Linked DNA regions of Homo sapiens: region 2 is linked to region 1. Evidence: chromatin loops called from intact Hi-C (ENCODE). Cell type or tissue: MCF 10A. All regions are shown on one strand. Each heading gives the region's core, and the rest is flanking DNA. Links, peaks and the distances in the headings are about the cores only. Region 1 overlaps LINC01435 (long intergenic non-protein coding RNA 1435). Region 2 has its middle 130 kb from the start of LINC01435.

Region 1 (8,342 bases), core at 243-8,242:
CTCAAATTTTGGGAATTGCACTAAACACATTCACAACAAAACATACAAAACACACACAGAGGAAAGTACTAATCATGTACAAGTTTTAGTATATTTAGTGCTTTGTGTCTGAATGTGTGTATAAATTCTGTCTTCCACTGCACTCTAAAATGCTAACCAGCATTAGCTAATGAATCCATACAAAATTCTGAGTACTAATCATGTGCAAGGCAGAAGTTACATCTTCAAAAGGCTTCCCCAAAAGCATCAGCAAAAGGAACAGGAGAGAGGAATGCTGCAAGGAAACCATCCAGAATTCTTGAAAAGTTAGATGGGCAGCTCATAATGACCATCTATTTGTACCTGTCGTTCAGATGTTATTATAATCATTAGTCTCTCTTAGCAGCAAACTTTTAGATAAAGATCAGAGAACTCCAAAGGATGTATATTATGGCGTATGGTGCTTCTTTCTAAGGTAGGATATCTAAGTGAGAAACCATAAGTCTTCAACTTTATTATTAGATTTGGGGTTAATGAACTGTCCTTTATTAATCTGAGAGAAAGAAAAATAGTGGAAAGGCAGTGACACACCCATGTACAGGACTTTACAACAATAATGCCCTGTTATTTCTATCAAATTATGTGATTCTGTGGATGAATTCTGAGTGGCACTGACCCCATTTTACAGATGAGAAAATTCAAACGCAGATTACTACAACAAATAGGACTTGTCAAGGGTACATAACAAATAAGACTACAAGTCAGGTCTCCACTCTGCTTTCATTTAATTCAGTTTCCTCCATCTAAGTTTCATCTGATCCTCCCCTGCTCCAATTTACAAAAATAGCTTTAAACGTTACCTCCTTCATGATGCTGAAACAGATAAATGTGTTTAGATGAAATTAGCCCTTTTTGAAAACATGAACATACGTACTGAAAAAGTGTGTGTGTGGCTGAGGAGGTTGGCGTTAGGAAATACAAGACTTCAGAGGTGAGAGATCTCACTGCTTAGCAAACTTTGGGTGCTAAAACACTAAGTCACTTCCCCTATTACTTACTACATTCAATAGCCTTAGTAGACTTACTGCAAAAGCCACCTATCCAAAGCCTGACCCACACTTGTCTCTACTGGACTTGTAAGTATAAATGTGTGCACATGTACACACACACACAATCTGACAAAACATTGTCATTTAAGTGAACATTTGGTTTGCCAAAGATGCATAATCTCTCCGTCAGGCCAAAATATTTCAGGATTAATAATTTGCAGCTTAGTATAACAGTATCTATTTCTAGTCCAAAAGTTTTGTTTCCCAGTGCTTATAATATTTGATGCACTTAAAGCCAGCAACTCTGAGTTAACTACCAAAAGAAGGGAAACATTTTTTAAGTTTAGATTTAAGTGAGATGCTTATTTTAGTGGTGATGTGTTAATAGTATTGAATATTTTACTGATATTAAAAGATATGATTGTTAACGTAGGCAGTGAAGTCAAATGTCTCCAGGAGCTGGATAAAATCTCTACTGCAGTTACCTCAATAAAATTCTACAGAACGACATAAAGCAGAACCCTTTGTCCTAAGGTAACATACTAGAGCTGTGTGGATGTTCTCAGGACAGGACTATCAATGCTAAATGCCGTTATGATTTGCCTCAATACAATCTATAAGTATGTACAACAGAATTCCCAAGGAGTAAATGTGTTGTAAACTGTCCAAAACTGTTATTTTAAAAGCTAATAATGGGAATACAGTGTCATGTCTCTGGGAAGGTTTCTTGCAATTGCATTACAAACTAAGGTATGGTGACTGATACTGAGCTGGATAATCAGTGCATATTTCAAAGAGCAAACTCGCAATTTCCAGATCTAACTTCTATTTACTTATGTGTTCCATTTTTACCCACTTTTGATTACCGTGTTCTCACTGCCTGTTCTGTGGTAGCCTCGACAACTTTTAAATGGTCTTTAATCACCAAAGCTGTTGTTTTACTATTTGTCACTAAGTTTCCAGGTTCACTTTAAGTTGATACTTCTGATAGGTTAAAGAGTTTCAGATTTATTCACTCAAACAAAAAAACTTCCTGACATGGCCGGGGAAAAAAAAAAAAAAAAAAAAAAAAATGACTAGCTGTCAGCCCTGCTACTTTGTCTTGCAAAAGCTCACCACACACCCACTCTCCCTCCCCAGGCTCAGCCTCCTGGAATCTTAATCCCCTTCTTCATATGGAAAAGTCTTTATTTCAGGTTTCACTAGAGGTGGTCAGGCAATGAAGAGTGAACAGGGAGTTGTAGTCCCTTGGATATTGATGTTTCCAGGACTAAATCACATTGGAGAACAATCAATTCACAAGCTGTAAAGCCCCAGCTTTAATCACTTTCTCTCTCAGAAAGATGGTGCCTGCTCTCCATGTAACTTCCATCTCCTCAGTGCCAGAGACAGGGACCACACTAGAAGGCAGTGATTGTCCACTGAGATTTTGTCCCCTTTAAATTAACCTAGACATTTGTCATCACAGACAGGAGCCCCCAGAGTAAGCTTACAGCAAGTGAAGTGGGAATCCTTGAGGGCAATGTCAGCCTGCCCTACAACGTTAACCCTTTCACCACCGCATACTATGCACTTATTTAACACCCTACTCTGCCTGGTCTTCAGCTTCACAAGCCATATTGACAGAAACCAGGGATTTACATTCTTACTTGAAAGCTGTTTTTTTCCAGGTTTGGAGCTTAGAGATGAAGATGGGAGTTCCAGGAGGACTGAGGCCCATCTTGGAGATGAAATACTTCCTGGCGAAGGCAAGCATAGCCTTTATTTTGCACACTTCAAGTCAGAAGCCTCAAATCACCTTCTGCCCTTGACCCTCCAAGCCCACTTTCACACTCCCTCCCCGCTTCGCTCCCCGACCCCACCCCATCACCACTCTGCTACTCGCAACGCTGCCTGGTCGCACCCAGGAACCATCTTTGTGGGTGGGGTTCCTCGTCTCCGCGGACAGGCTGCTAGTGAGCCGCAGCTCCTCCATCCGGAAGCCAGGGATCTTCATCTTGCCGCGGAGTTCCATGCTGCCGTCGCCCCCAGTCTTCAGGGACTTTGCGCTCCCGCAGGCTCCTGCTCACCTCTCCCATCGTTGGGCGCTGGTGGCACCCCAGGAGGAGAGAGGAGCAGCAGGAGCCCGGTCTCGCAGTGCCGGCACGGACAGTACTCTGGGGGTCTGGGCCGCGTGCCACGAGGAGCAGAGGAGCCACCGGAGCCGCTTCCGCAGACGCCCTGACACGGAGGACCCAGAGCGCCGCGCCGCGCCGCCGAGGAACGCGCTCACCGGCGCCAAATTTTCCCATCCCGGGAGCGAGGGCGGCGGCGAAGGGTCCGGGACCCGAGGTGGCGGCGCGGGGCTCTGCGCGGGCGGCTGTGGGTGCTGGAGCTCAGGACCCTAACTTTAGCGAAGTCGGGCCGCGGCGGGGCGGGTGGAGGCGGCGTGGGCAGGGGCTGCCGCAGGTGCGGAGTGAGGCGCCGCCACACGGGCGGGGGCAGGAGTCTCAGGAACTCGGCAGCCGCCAGCAGAGCCCGGTGCGGGACCGGGAGCTGCCGGGGCCTCAGCTCCGCTCTCCCCACAGCTCTCCGTGGCTGCAGGTTGAGGTCGAACTGCAAGCGCCACGGACCCTGCCTGCTGTTTACTGCGTTTTCACTGGAGACTCCAGCAAATGTCCTGGAGAGGAGAGGGATTCCTGCTCTGTCCATTTTAGTCTCTACATTGGCACCTTGGTGTAAACCCACAGCAGAGGCTGCGTGTCCTGGCTGAGAAACACAGAAGGGCAGCGGGGACGGAGGTGGGGCCGTGTGCAGATGAAGTATGTTTATGAAGTACATGATTGTGAGCGTCAGCGTATGTGTGTTTAGGGTTTTTCCCATCAGTCTCCAGCTTTGCTCCCTTTTCTTGACCTTCTGTAGCACTCACTCTGCCCAAAGCCAGTCTTGCGTAATCCCATTTGAAAGAGCACTTTGTTACTAGCCATATTCTAAATGTTTTGTGAGCCTACACTATGGCTTTAGAAAAAAAAACCACACACACCACACTAGGGGAAAAGAAAGGAACTCAAAACTGTGGCTTGGGAACATTTTCATTTGGAGCACACCAATTAGTCCCAGGGTTTAGCTCTAAACCCAAGATTCCGTAGGAAATCGGACATCTATTGGAGACTTATCTACTACGTTTGTTATATGACTGTTAAACCAATTCATTGACCTGTATCACATTCCCCACCTCAACCCTTGAAGCAGCTGGCATGCCGTCTGAAATCTTGGAATAAACTTTGCATATGGTTAGCAATCTTCTATTTGTGTATGAAGGTGCTCACCACTAATATGCTGTGAGTTCCTGAGAATCACCACACTTGGTTGCTTAAAGTTTGAAAATGACCAAGTTGTAACTGAGGAACTTTTCTACAAATTAAGGAACAGTACGTTCCAAGTGTCAACGTCACGAAGTTCTTTCATGACTTAGGAACTGTCCCAGATTGAAGGAGATTTAGGAGTAAGAAAATACATCCTATGATCCTGAATTAGATCCTAGTCCAACAAAAGGACATTAGGTCAATTGGCAAAAGTTGACTAAGGTGTGTAGAATGGTCATATCATAACTTTTTAATTTCCTACTAGTTTTGAAGTTGAACTGTGGTTGTGTCAGATGTTTGTGGAAGCAGAATATAAGGTATGTAAGAAATTTTAAAAATAGTCTTTTTTAAATGACAATAGAAAATTTGGTCTGATAAACATAAAAGGATTGGATTAAATGACCTGGAAAATCTTTTGAGCCTAAAATTCAATTGTATTACAAAAATATGTGCCAAGCCAGGTCCCCTGCTGCTGGCTAGTATAAAGTTCAAGTGGAGATTTTAGGAAGGAAAAGGAAATTTGAAAATTTCAAATTATTTTTTTAAGCTTAAACCTTTTCCAGTAGATAGTTTTATTTCAGAAGGATGAAATGTCTTCAGATTCCTTTGCGGTCTTTACAAAACTAATAACACTCTTGTATGTATTAGTCAACAATCAAATATCCAAAAGATAACAGCTGTAACAAAATAGTAAAAATTCTAGTGTGTGTGTGCACGGACACATAACTCATTTCCTTCATGGTAACTTCATTAAAATTCTCAATCTGTGATCGGACCACTTTGAAGAGTAGCTGTTAATAAGTCAGCTTTTACTAACTTGTAATGGGAAAGTTTTATACGCAAGCTTTCATAAAATATGCTTTTGGAAGATAAATTTCATTCCATAGACCATTCTAAGACACAAAAGCAAATGCCAGCAGATCAACTATCTCAGCCTTTAAATTTCAGTGCTTCCATGAAGCACAGTGTCCTAAATGGTAAGCTGGCTAGTTCAGTCATGAAAAGAACATGGAATATGCCTCCAAAAATACCTTTACTACCCAAGAGTAAGGGCTTATCTTTGGAAAATAAACCTGCACCCTACTAACAAAGCAGTATTTTGGCCAGTTGTGTTGTATAGATGGGAGAAAGTAATCTGGGATTCTCGTGGCATCCCAAATCACAAATGCTACTCATTAGCCCAGAAGAGCTGTTTCTCATTTCACAAAAGCTTCACAGATTTGCAGAATTACTTGTTAATGTCTTTTTGTAAGCCTTACTTCTTTTTATGTCAGGATAAGTGTGTGAGAATTACACTATGTGGAGTAATTACTCCATGGGTAGGAATCCAGATTAATGTATCAAAGTACAGATAGATCCCTATGCAAAAATAGAACTGGAAAAAAGCAATGAAATTTAAGGGTAATCACTAATGATTTTGAAATAATGTTCTTAATATTTTAGGTCTACATTATTTATAATCATTGTAGCATGCTAGCAAAATGGATATGTAGACAATTCCCAGAAAAAAATTAGCAAAATGCAGGTGTTTTGCTTTGCTTCCCTCCACATAAATGCTACTTCTTCATCCTGCCAAATATACATCCCTACACCTACACTGAAGAGGTAGTCCAAGAGACTCATTAATGGGAATTCACTGAAGTTGAGCATTTCTTTTACCATGTTTTAAAAAATTTTAGGATAGGTGTAGAGTTATAGAAAAATTGTGATAATACAATAGAGAGTGCTCAGACTCTTGAGAAGGTAGCTGCTCAGTGAGAGGGCAATCTTAAGAGATCTGAGGCTGCTTCCCACCTTACATCAATTGTCATTTGGCAACTCAAGGTCACTCAAATTACGGCCTGTTGCTTTCCCTGCCTGGAGCACCAGAGCAGCAGCTCAAATATTTTGCCCAGAATGAGAAACAGGATATAGAACAGAGAGCTCCTTTTATACCTGTATACCCCAAAGGATGAGATTGAAAAAGTTCAACCCTGAGAGCACTCAGCACAACAGTGAAAGCGACGGTGAAAAGCAACTGGGAAATTGATTCATTGCTAAATGATAGGTTCACAGTTCAGTGGAGAGAAGAGGACAGTGTCAGCAGAAAGAGCACTACTGGTTCAAACAAATATGAACACTGACCTCAGCAACTGTCCCTTTAAAGCAGCAGTTTCCCAACATTTTCCGCACCAAGGACCAGTTTCGTGGAAGACAGTTTTTCCTCGGACAGTGGGGGATGGTTTCGGCTTGAAACTGTTCCACCTCAGATCATCAAGCATTAGACTCTCCTAAAGAGTGCACAACCTAGGTCCTTTGCATGCATGGTTCACAGTAGGGTTCACTCTCTTATTTGAATCTAATGCTGCTGATCTGATAGGAGGCGGAACTCAGGCAATAAGCTCCCTCACCAGCCACTCACTTTCTGCTATGTGGCCCAGATCTTAACTAGCCACAGACTGGTAATGGTTGGGGGCCCGTGCTTTAAAGGACTCTAAATTTGATTAACCTGTGATGGGCATGCCCCATCGCATCAGTGAAAACAACGGCACAATTGGTCAGAATTGGTCATCAGTTAGAACATAGCAGCTGTGTATTAGGGAAAGAGACCCTTAATGAAGGCCTTATAATCACTGTTGTCCTACTAACTACTGGGATACCCAAATGTGACAGTAACATTACTCTAAGATGATATTGAAAAATAGGAATTTTACAAAAAAGACAAATAGAAGTTCTGGAGTTGAAAGATATGTAATTAAAATAAAAATTCACTGGGGTGAGGGTTTCAGTGACAGCTTTAAACTGATGTAAGGCTTTAGAGAAATTATATAGACCTATAGAGATTATACTTCCAAAGGGCAAAAAAAAAATGAACTTCAGGGGCTTCACACTACAGGGGAGTGAGGAGGAGAGTTAGACTGCTCTAAAATAATCCAGACTATCACTAAGTAAGTAAGCAAACCTCAGTAATAAGCTATGGAGAGTTGAAGTGCCTAGGGTTGCTACATTATCTTAAGTTTCCAATTACTGTGAACAAAAATTGAGGAATGCAAAGCAGAAACAAACAGATTAAGTATGACCAATACACCAGAAAAAACAGTCCACAGAAACTGAAAGTGATAAAGTTGAGATTTAGGGGTAACCATTATAAACAGCTCAAAGAATTTTAAAAAACCTTGGTTAAAAGTATGACGGTAATGTTGCTTTAAAAAGATAGTATTGAAATAGGAATTATACAAAAAAATAGAAATTCTGGAGTTGAAAAATATAATTAAAATGAAAATTCACTAGAGGGTGGTTTCAGTAACAGCTTTAAACTGATATAAGGCTTTAGAGAAGTTATATAGATCTATAGAGATTATACTTCCAAAGGGCAGAAAAAGAAAAAATGAATAGAGCATCAGAGAAATGTGGGGTTACTATTAGATACACCTACTTATCTGTACTGGGAGTAATAGAGGTAGAAAACAAAAAAAGGAACAGATAAAATATTCAAGAATATGATGGCTGAAAAACTTCCCAAATTTATTGAAAAGCTGTAATCTACAAACTTAGGAAACACAACAAACACCAAGTAGAATAAGAGCAAAGAGATTCACAAATATACGTCATAGTGAAAATGCTGTAAGAAAAAGGCAAAAAGAAAATCTTGAAAGAAACAGTCCCCCCAGCACTGTGTAACTACTCTACGAAAATATAATCAAATTGTCTTCATAAGAGGATCTCTGTTGGGGTGATCAGACCCAACACCAGATCGTGGGGGTGACAAAGTCCAGCGGGGTTAAAGGATTGAGAAAAAGACAGCTTGAGAGAGAAAAAAACTAGGACCAGAGAGCCATCCCTAGCATATGGAAACCGCGAAAGCCCCCAGCTCTGGGAGCCCACGCTATTTATTGGTAAGCCAACAGAGAAACAGGTGGTGAGAATGTGGAGCTCAAAAGTGCACGTTGCATTAAGCACATGATTTACAGCTGTGATGGTTTAGCATCTG
Region 2 (8,342 bases), core at 331-8,330, 290 kb after region 1:
CAGCTATCCCGTTCCCAGAGTGCCCAGATGACATTTGTACTTGACCAAAGTTCTAGAAAAAAACTTTTGCTGTCTCCAAGTATCCTGAAGTAGAGCCAAGACTTCTCAGTAGTTGAGTAGTTGAAGGAAACTTGGCTTATTCTACTTTCCATAAATGCCAGTATATAGAAATTAATTAACTAATCATCTAGACAGGCTTACAAAATTGTGGTATACTTTACATGTTCACAGTTTACAAATAATACTTTTACACATACACACACATCAAAAATCGAAATACAATTGTCCTATTCAAAAGATAATTTCAGAACCAATACAAAATATCATCTTACCATTCAGCATTGACAGTGTGCTTTAGTAATGACATATAAGCTTAAAATTGAATAATGAACATTTTAAAATCAAATTCAATTAAGCTATCACTGCAATTAAATGTGTATTTTTATTTGGATTTATAACAATCCTAAAATAATTTGAGATTCTTTAGATGACACTTTGCCCCATAAGAAGCTTTGGAAATATTATCTGACTCCTTAAAATAACTGTTACCATTTTAAAGAACAATTATTTGATTTAGCTCTGGGCCCCCAACAATAAAACCTTAACTCTTTATGCATATGAATCATTAGCTTTCTCTTATCTGTCTCGGTACTGCTATCATCTGCCAATTATACATCACAAATATGTCATTGTTAAAACAGACCTAACAATTACACAGAAAATAGACTTCATTTTCAGAAGGCATCATTCTCACTACTCTTCTAAGAGATTTATACATATGAGTCTTGACCCTCAATTTAGTGCAGGTCTGATGGGCAAAAATATGCAGTTCCATGTCCATGGTGACCCAATTACAATATGTTGTGTATTTTAAATGCTTGACTGGGATGTGAAAAGAATGAATTATGTTCTATAATAAATAGCATAAGCTCTAAAGCTAGAAAAACACAAATTCAAATCCCTAGAACAAATTACTTAACGTATCTAGGCCACTGCTGGATTAGAATAGTGTAATAATAACATATTATTTTAGGTTTTCTTTAAGATTTATATATAAAGTACTAGTAAAATACCAAGTATACAATCCTATTAATACATAATGAGATTACAGTCAAATTGTGATTTTTCAGAGGTTGCTTAATAGCAGTTAAAATGAAACAATTGTTATTAATAGTCACTGTATTTACAGAAACACAAAATATTAGAAATTAATTAAACTATTTCTAGATTGGATGACAACTCTTCTTTGAAATATGACATTCAGTCTAAGATCAGCAGATCCCTGTATTACCTCATGCAGCAAGTGTTACTTTGGGGAAAATATACCTGTAAAATCAGCATAGTTAATGATCAGATTGTGATGTACAACATGTCATGTTCCAGACATTGGATAAGGATGACAACTTGGTATAGTCTTTTGGGGGAGATAATGACTGTTAGAGTGAGGGAGAAGGAATTATTGACTAAAACAAGATGCCCTGAGTAGCAGACTGCTAGCTATTCAGGGAAAATCCTTAAAAAAAAATTCTGGGTACAAAGCTAGACTGCATTTCCCATATCTGCTTGCAGTAGGTGCGACCATGTGACTTAGTTCTAGCCAATAAACAAAAGCAGAAAGCCCCACTTTTAGATTTGATTAATAGACATACCCCCATGATTCTCTCCATGTTCTTTCTGCTATGCCATGACCAAACGTACATGAAGATTATACTGCAAGGGATAGAGAGATCACATGATGAAAGCTTCTGAATTCCTGAATCACCACAACGAGGAAAGTTATCAGCTGACCAGAAACACATGCCTTGGACTATTATGTAAGCAAAATACATAAATAATAACTCTTCTGCTGTGGTTGTGCCACTTTCCAAGTTAAGATCTCTTTGTTGCTATTGTTGGCCTGCATTAAAAATACAGCCGAGTGTTGTGCTTGGCCATTTAGACCACCCACTAGACTGCAGACACCTGAGAGAAACTTGAGGGGTGCTTTGTTATAGCAGCCCTAAGAAACAACATATTTTATAACAAAAGATATTTAAAACATCAGTTCTGGTGGCTAGCAGTTCAAAATCAAGATGTTGGCTAGGCCATGCCCCTGTGAAAACTCTAGGAGAATCCTTACTTACTTCTTCCCAGGAAGCTTTGGTATCCCTTGGCTTGAGCCTTCCTATAAGTCCAATCTCTGTTCATTGTCAATGGTGTTCTTCCTGTGTTTCTGTGTTTACATGGTCATCTTCATATAAGAATACAATTCATATTGGATTAAGGGCTCACTTTGTTCCAGGATGACATTATCTTAACTCATTACATCTGCAACGACCCTTTTTCCAAATCAGGTCACATTCTAAGACACTAGGAGTTAGGGCTTCAACTTAACATTTGTGTGTGTGTATGTGTGTGTCTGTGTGTGTGAGTGTGTGTGTTACAATTTAGTCTATAATAGTTAGTATTAAGAATTAGTAAAACATACTTTTGTATCATTATCTCACAAGGTGTCCCAAATGGCTCTTCTCTATACTCTTTCCGAATGTTAAGACCCAATGCCAGGTCTCTCTCGTTCAGCAGATTTCTCTAATGCTCTAAAACACAAAATTTGCTCCCTTCTAGGAAATCCGGTGTTATTGAAAATCTAAACCTTTAGCCTTTGTTGCCATTGGTGGCTAGTGATACCATGTCAAGATTAGCACAGAAAAGCATAACCACTGTAATCACTGGGATACACGGATCACACATACACACACACACACTCACATGCACACACACATATGGTTTAAAATTAGCTATTGATCTTAAGTAGTGGTGGGAGCTTATTAAACAGTCTTTTTGAGGTGGCCATTTCTGGGGCAGGTATTAGAAACTAAAATCTAAAGGGGCAGGTAGACAAAAGTTGAATGGTGCAAACAATGGCAAAGTGGAATCTGCAAGGTTGTTCTGGTACCCATGGTAAACAGGAACTGGGGTCAGTCTCTCATTGCCTCTAAGCTTCCACCTTCTATGACACAGGTGTACTGGAGGAGAAAGTGATGCATTTCATCATGAAACTAAATATCTACTTGACCCAGAAACTGAAAAGTTGAAGGCGGGCATCCAATAGCGGTCGTTGATCTACAGCCCTATATCAACCAGGTGGGATAACAGGTGACCGACGCCATACTCGAGCTTCAAAAGTACCTGTGTACTACTCTCAGCCGTCTGAATCTAAATACAAAAGGTGACTCCTGGTTCTCTTTGTCTTCCCAATCTATTACAAGATTTCTCCTGTACTCTGCCACATGTACAACAAATATCCAGAAAAGAGAATTCTGGAAACCACAGTTCAAGCCTAATTAAGTTGATGTAATACAAATCTACCACGCTAATGATCTTTTAATGATTTAAAGTACAGCTGCTTTCTTTCTTTGTTGATTTATTATTTAATTGAATGAATACTCATTACTCACATTATTTCTTTAATAATCTGTAATATGTATGAATTCAGCTGGAATTAATAAGACATGGTCCCTTGAGTCATACAACTTCTAGTCCATCAAAGAAACAGATGTACAATCATATAACTAGCACACAATTTAATTATGTTGTTAATAAATGCTTTTATAATGGTATATACAAAGTGGTATAGAAGCTTAGAGAAAACGGTGACCAACACTGTCCTGAGGTAATAAGGAAAGTTTCACAAGGAAAATATTTTTGTTTGCCTGCATTGATACAAAAGAGTCATCTTCAAGCTCTGAGATTCTTTCCTCAGCTTGGTGAATTCTGTTGTCAATATTTCTAATTATGAAATTCCTATAGTGAACTTTTCATTTCCAGAAGTTCAGTTTGGTTCTTTTTTAAAATGGCTGTGTCATCTTTCAACGTTTAGATCATTGTGTCCTCTTCATTGGATTCAGTTTCAACCTTCTTCTGTATCTTGTTGAGCTTGCTTGTCATCCAGATTCCGAATTTTATGTCTCACGTTTCAGCCATTTCAACGTGGTAAGAACTATTGCTAAAGAGCTTGTATGATCACTTGGAGATAAGAAGACACTCTGGCTTTTAGAGTTGCCAAAGTTCTTGTATGGGTTTTTTCTTATCTGTGAGGACAGATGATCCTTTATCCTTTGATGTTACTGTCCTTTGGATATGGCTTTTTGCTTTTATGTTCTTTTTTTGCCCTTGAGTTTTGACTGTGGTACGAGATAAGCATAGTCAAATGGCTTTGTTTCTGGTTGCTTTCACAGACCCAAGGCTCATCTTGGCACTCCTGGGTTATGTGCTCTAACACGGGGGTGCCGGGACAAGGCCCACAGCTTTGTTCCCTTGAGGTTGAAAACTGGCTATTGTGGGGGAGCACCAATGTGCTCCCAGACCACTGGCAACAGCACTCTGCTGAGGGTTGTGGATGAAAGTGCTCTGGTAGGGTGGCAATGAGGTCATAGGTGAAAGTGCTCCAGTGGGTCATCAGCAAAATTGCTTCAGTGAGGCAGCGGGGGTCACCAGTGAAAGTTGTATAATGGTGGCCACTGGCAAAAGCACTCTGGGAGGGCAGCTGAGGCTGCACTGTGAGCCAGTGTGGCCAGACAGGGACTCAGAGAAGCTGGTGACAGGGGGATGTGCAGATTAGACGTGCTCTGGTCCTGCAAGAAACAGCCCTGCTCTGTCCATGTCCACCAGTGAACAAAGGCCAGAACTATCTGGAGGAGTATGGAGAGCCTTGATGGGCGCCTATAGCTGTGTTCCACTGCAGCTGTCCCCGTGCCAAACCACCTGGGCTCCAGGTGGATTTGAGCTCTGTCTGTCTGCTCTCTGGGCCATTTCCCTGCCAACTCAAATGTCTGTGGGGGTTATGGGGGCTCCTGCAGCTAGGATTCTGGAAGTCCATGGTGGGAAGGGACCACTCTGCATTTATTTCACTCAGCTCTTCTTTAGGAGCCATTCAAGCCTAGAGATTTTGTTTTGTTTTGTTTTAGCTCTGAAAGTCTTTTGTGCTGGGAAACCCCTCAGTCCTGGGCAAACCTGAATGTTTAAGAACATTCTTCCTTCTCTGAGTGAAAAACCTAAATTGTATTCTTTAAGGAAATTTTTACAAAAAGGATTATATATTCTAAAGATCCTTGCTCCATGGGGAAAAGGGCACCTTTTTAAGATGCAAATAAAATCAGCTTTTTGTTTTGGAGACTTTCTCGACTACTTTCACTGAGAATTGAAGCTGCCTTATTTGGTGTCTCCAGAATCCCAGACCTGGCCAAGGGAAGAGCGCCCTCTATGAGTAGAGCTATGCCTATGCAGGCCATAAAGCTAAAGTAGACCTGTCCAAGTATAGCTTTTTCTACTGTGAGCATTCTTTTTTTTTTTTTTTTTTTTGTATTATGACTTCATTTACTTTGTAATATAATTTTTAGATACCAATTGGCATTTTTCCTGGGAACATAATTTGGTGACTCAGCCAAGTGTAAATGTAAAAAAGTGTTAATGTGTTAGGAATCAACTTTTTTTTTTTTCTGCAGAAGATTCAAGTAACACGACTCCTTAGCTTACTCATTTAGCACTATCCATTGTCTTCACCCAAAGTTCTCCTATTTGTGGGTCATTATGGAGGTCGTTATCCACAGACTTTCTCTGTGAATATCCAAAGATGCTTTATGCAAGCTACAAAATCACAGTAAAGGATAAGCTGTTTGGGAAATAGAGGGAGACTTTAAACCACAGTGGTGCTTACAACTCAGGCTGAGGGTTCCCGCATATGGTTGTGCATCTGGCTTTGAGGCTGGCAGAGTTGGAATCTAGTCTGCGGTCTCCTCATCAACACAGCCCCGATGGAGTTGTACCTGGCCAGAGGCGGCATCTTTCTCTAATTCAGATAAAGGTACTACATGGCATTATATAGACTAGACCAGGCCCTGGACCTTTTGTTAAGTTTGCTATATAATTCTAACTTGCAATGTATAATTTAGGATGATTTTTGGTTACAAATAGGGTAGCAGACAAATTAACAAAAACGTGAACTTTTTTACTCAGAAAGGGAATTTGCTGGAATAACAATAGAACTTACCAACAGTTTTGTAACTGGACTTCAGAAATATTAGAACCATCAAGATGCTATCCTCTTTTTATTGTGTTAGCCTTGTTCTTCTATCTTACCTCAGAACAGCTTTCTCCTCATGGCCAAAACACAACTGCCAAGAGCTGCCTAGTTTTATGTCTCACAGATTTAGTCCCAGGGAGAGAGTGATCATATTGTTTTTCCTCTGGAAGACACTCATTGCCCCAGCTTGGGTCAAGTACCCAATCGAACTTAGCTGGAATGAAGTCCCATGAAAATGTTATACCTCTAGAAACAATATAGATGGAGTAGAGGCTGGAGGAGCTGTCTCCTTGGACAAAGAGAAATACCTGTCCCAGAATGTGATCTGAATGTCAATCTGAACAATTAAGTGTCATCTCAACTATGTAAAAAAGGTAAGGCCGTGAATTAATCACAGATTTGAATTTCATTCCCTGCAAAGCAAAGTACAAAAAAATAAGTCAAAGATACATACCCACCCTAAGCCCTCAAAAGTTTCACCCCTCAATTCTAACTTGGATACTTCTTACATTTTATCCTGTTTAAATTCTGCTCGCTCCAAGGCTCAATTTCCTTTAGTAAGACTTCCCCAGTGTCATATTCTTCATTGACTTTTCTCTTCTGTCCATTTCTGAGGTACTGATAGCTTAATTCACACATTACCTCTCTTGATCATGCATTGAGCCAATTATTAATACATGACTATTAATTAGCAACAATCACCTACCTTCTATTTTCTGCATGGTGAACCAGTGCTAGGTGTACTCTCTGTAAACATGTTTAAGAATGGATTCTGGGAGACTATAACTTGGCATTGCTTTTGCAAAGAAGATTGGCTAGACTCACAGTAAGTCTAACAGATGAGTGCCAGGGAAACTTACTGTATTACTCAGAGTTCTCCGGAGAAACAGAACCAGTAGAAGATAAATAAATAGATAGATAGATAATAGTGAGAATTGGTTCACTCAATTATGGAGGCTAAGAAGTCCCATGATATGCCATCTACAAGCTTGAGAGCCAGGGAAGTTCATGGTATAACTCAGTCTGAGTCCAAAGGTCTGAGATCCTGGGAAGCTACTGTAATAAGTCCCAGAGCATAAGCTGGAGAACCTGGAGTTCTGATGGCCAAGGGCAGGACAAAATGGATGTCTCAGCTCCAGAAGAGAGGATGAACCCTCTTTTCCTCACCCTTTTTGTTCTATGTGGGCCTTCAATGGATTGGATAATGCCCACCCTCCAGCCCCCCAACAGTGGTGAAGTCAGATCTTCTTTACTCAGTCTACTGACTTAAATGTTAATCTTTTCTGAAAATACTCTTACAGACCTACCCAGAATCAGTTTCACCAACTATCTGGATATTCCTTAACCCAGCCAAGTTGATACCTAAAATTAACCACCACACTATTTTGGACTCACTGAAGTATATGCTATGGAATGACCTCAGGCTGGAAGCTGAGACACAGGTGTGGGTAACATAAGACATACGTCTCTGCCCCTCCCCCACCATAAATTGCTATAAATGAGTGGACTGAAAAGACCATTATTCTGTCTCTTCAATTTTCTACTTATGGTAACTTTTTAGGTAAAGAGGAAGTTCAGAAAACTTTTAGAAGGGGTACTTTTTGTAATTTCTAGAAGGCAGAGGTGTTTGTGTTTCAACATACATTTCCAGATGTGATGCAAGTCAGTGAATGTGATTAGAATACCAGCTCACTAATTTGAAGTAATTAAATGGAAATCAATTTAAATTGGTGGAAAAACACATTTTGAGCCATATTTAAAAGGCACAATAACTAGAATTTGACAAACAAAATGTTACAGGAAAATGCTCCACAGAGAGAACTTTGTTTAGGGAACTCTTCATGAAGGCTTGCATTAGCATATTTATTGTTAGGGTGTCAACAATGTTCCCAGAGTAATGGAAAACAATATTTTCTCTGAAGTAAAATAATGCATTCTTTTATACTTGTTACATTATTTGCATTTAATTTAACCTCTAAATGGCTTATTCTTTTGTGTAGTATTGTACTTTGCAGTTCAAAAGCATCTTCTCATTTATACCTTGCATGATCTATCAGGTAAATAAAGTAGAATTGCTAGACTTCCTCGAGCAAGAATGTGAGGCTTAAAGATAATTTATGAATTTCCTGAGACTGAAGACGTGTGAGTCATGTGATGGGATCAGAAAGCAATAGACTCCAGTTCATTCTGATACATCAAGTAACCATGGATCTGAATTACACCAATATTAAGACATTGAAGTCTAAATACATTGCATTTTTCTTTAGAGGCAAATGTTGAT

What was found. Hi-C counts contacts between places; a loop is a spot of excess contacts. Peaks named below come from ENCODE experiments on the same cell type or tissue, not always from the same donor. Only the 100,000 strongest peaks of a DNase experiment are listed, where the experiment ranks them.
Region 2: a loop joins it to region 1, with 8 times the contacts of the local background. A loop is called at or near these places in 2 of 110 quality-filtered maps.

The regions. Positions count from the first base shown.
Region 1 is chr10:107,911,570-107,919,911 of GRCh38, forward strand. The region is part of intron 4 of LINC01435 (long intergenic non-protein coding RNA 1435); the gene reads right to left. Among named protein-coding and RNA genes, the nearest start is that of LINC01435, 150 kb to the right of the region's middle. In MCF 10A, for the core only: no CTCF peak of the experiment used is centred there; a DNase peak (open chromatin) is centred at 3,842.
Region 2 is chr10:108,199,374-108,207,715 of GRCh38, forward strand. No RefSeq gene overlaps it. Among named protein-coding and RNA genes, the nearest start is that of LINC01435, 130 kb to the left of the region's middle. In MCF 10A, for the core only: a CTCF peak has its summit at 5,233; a DNase peak (open chromatin) is centred at 5,238.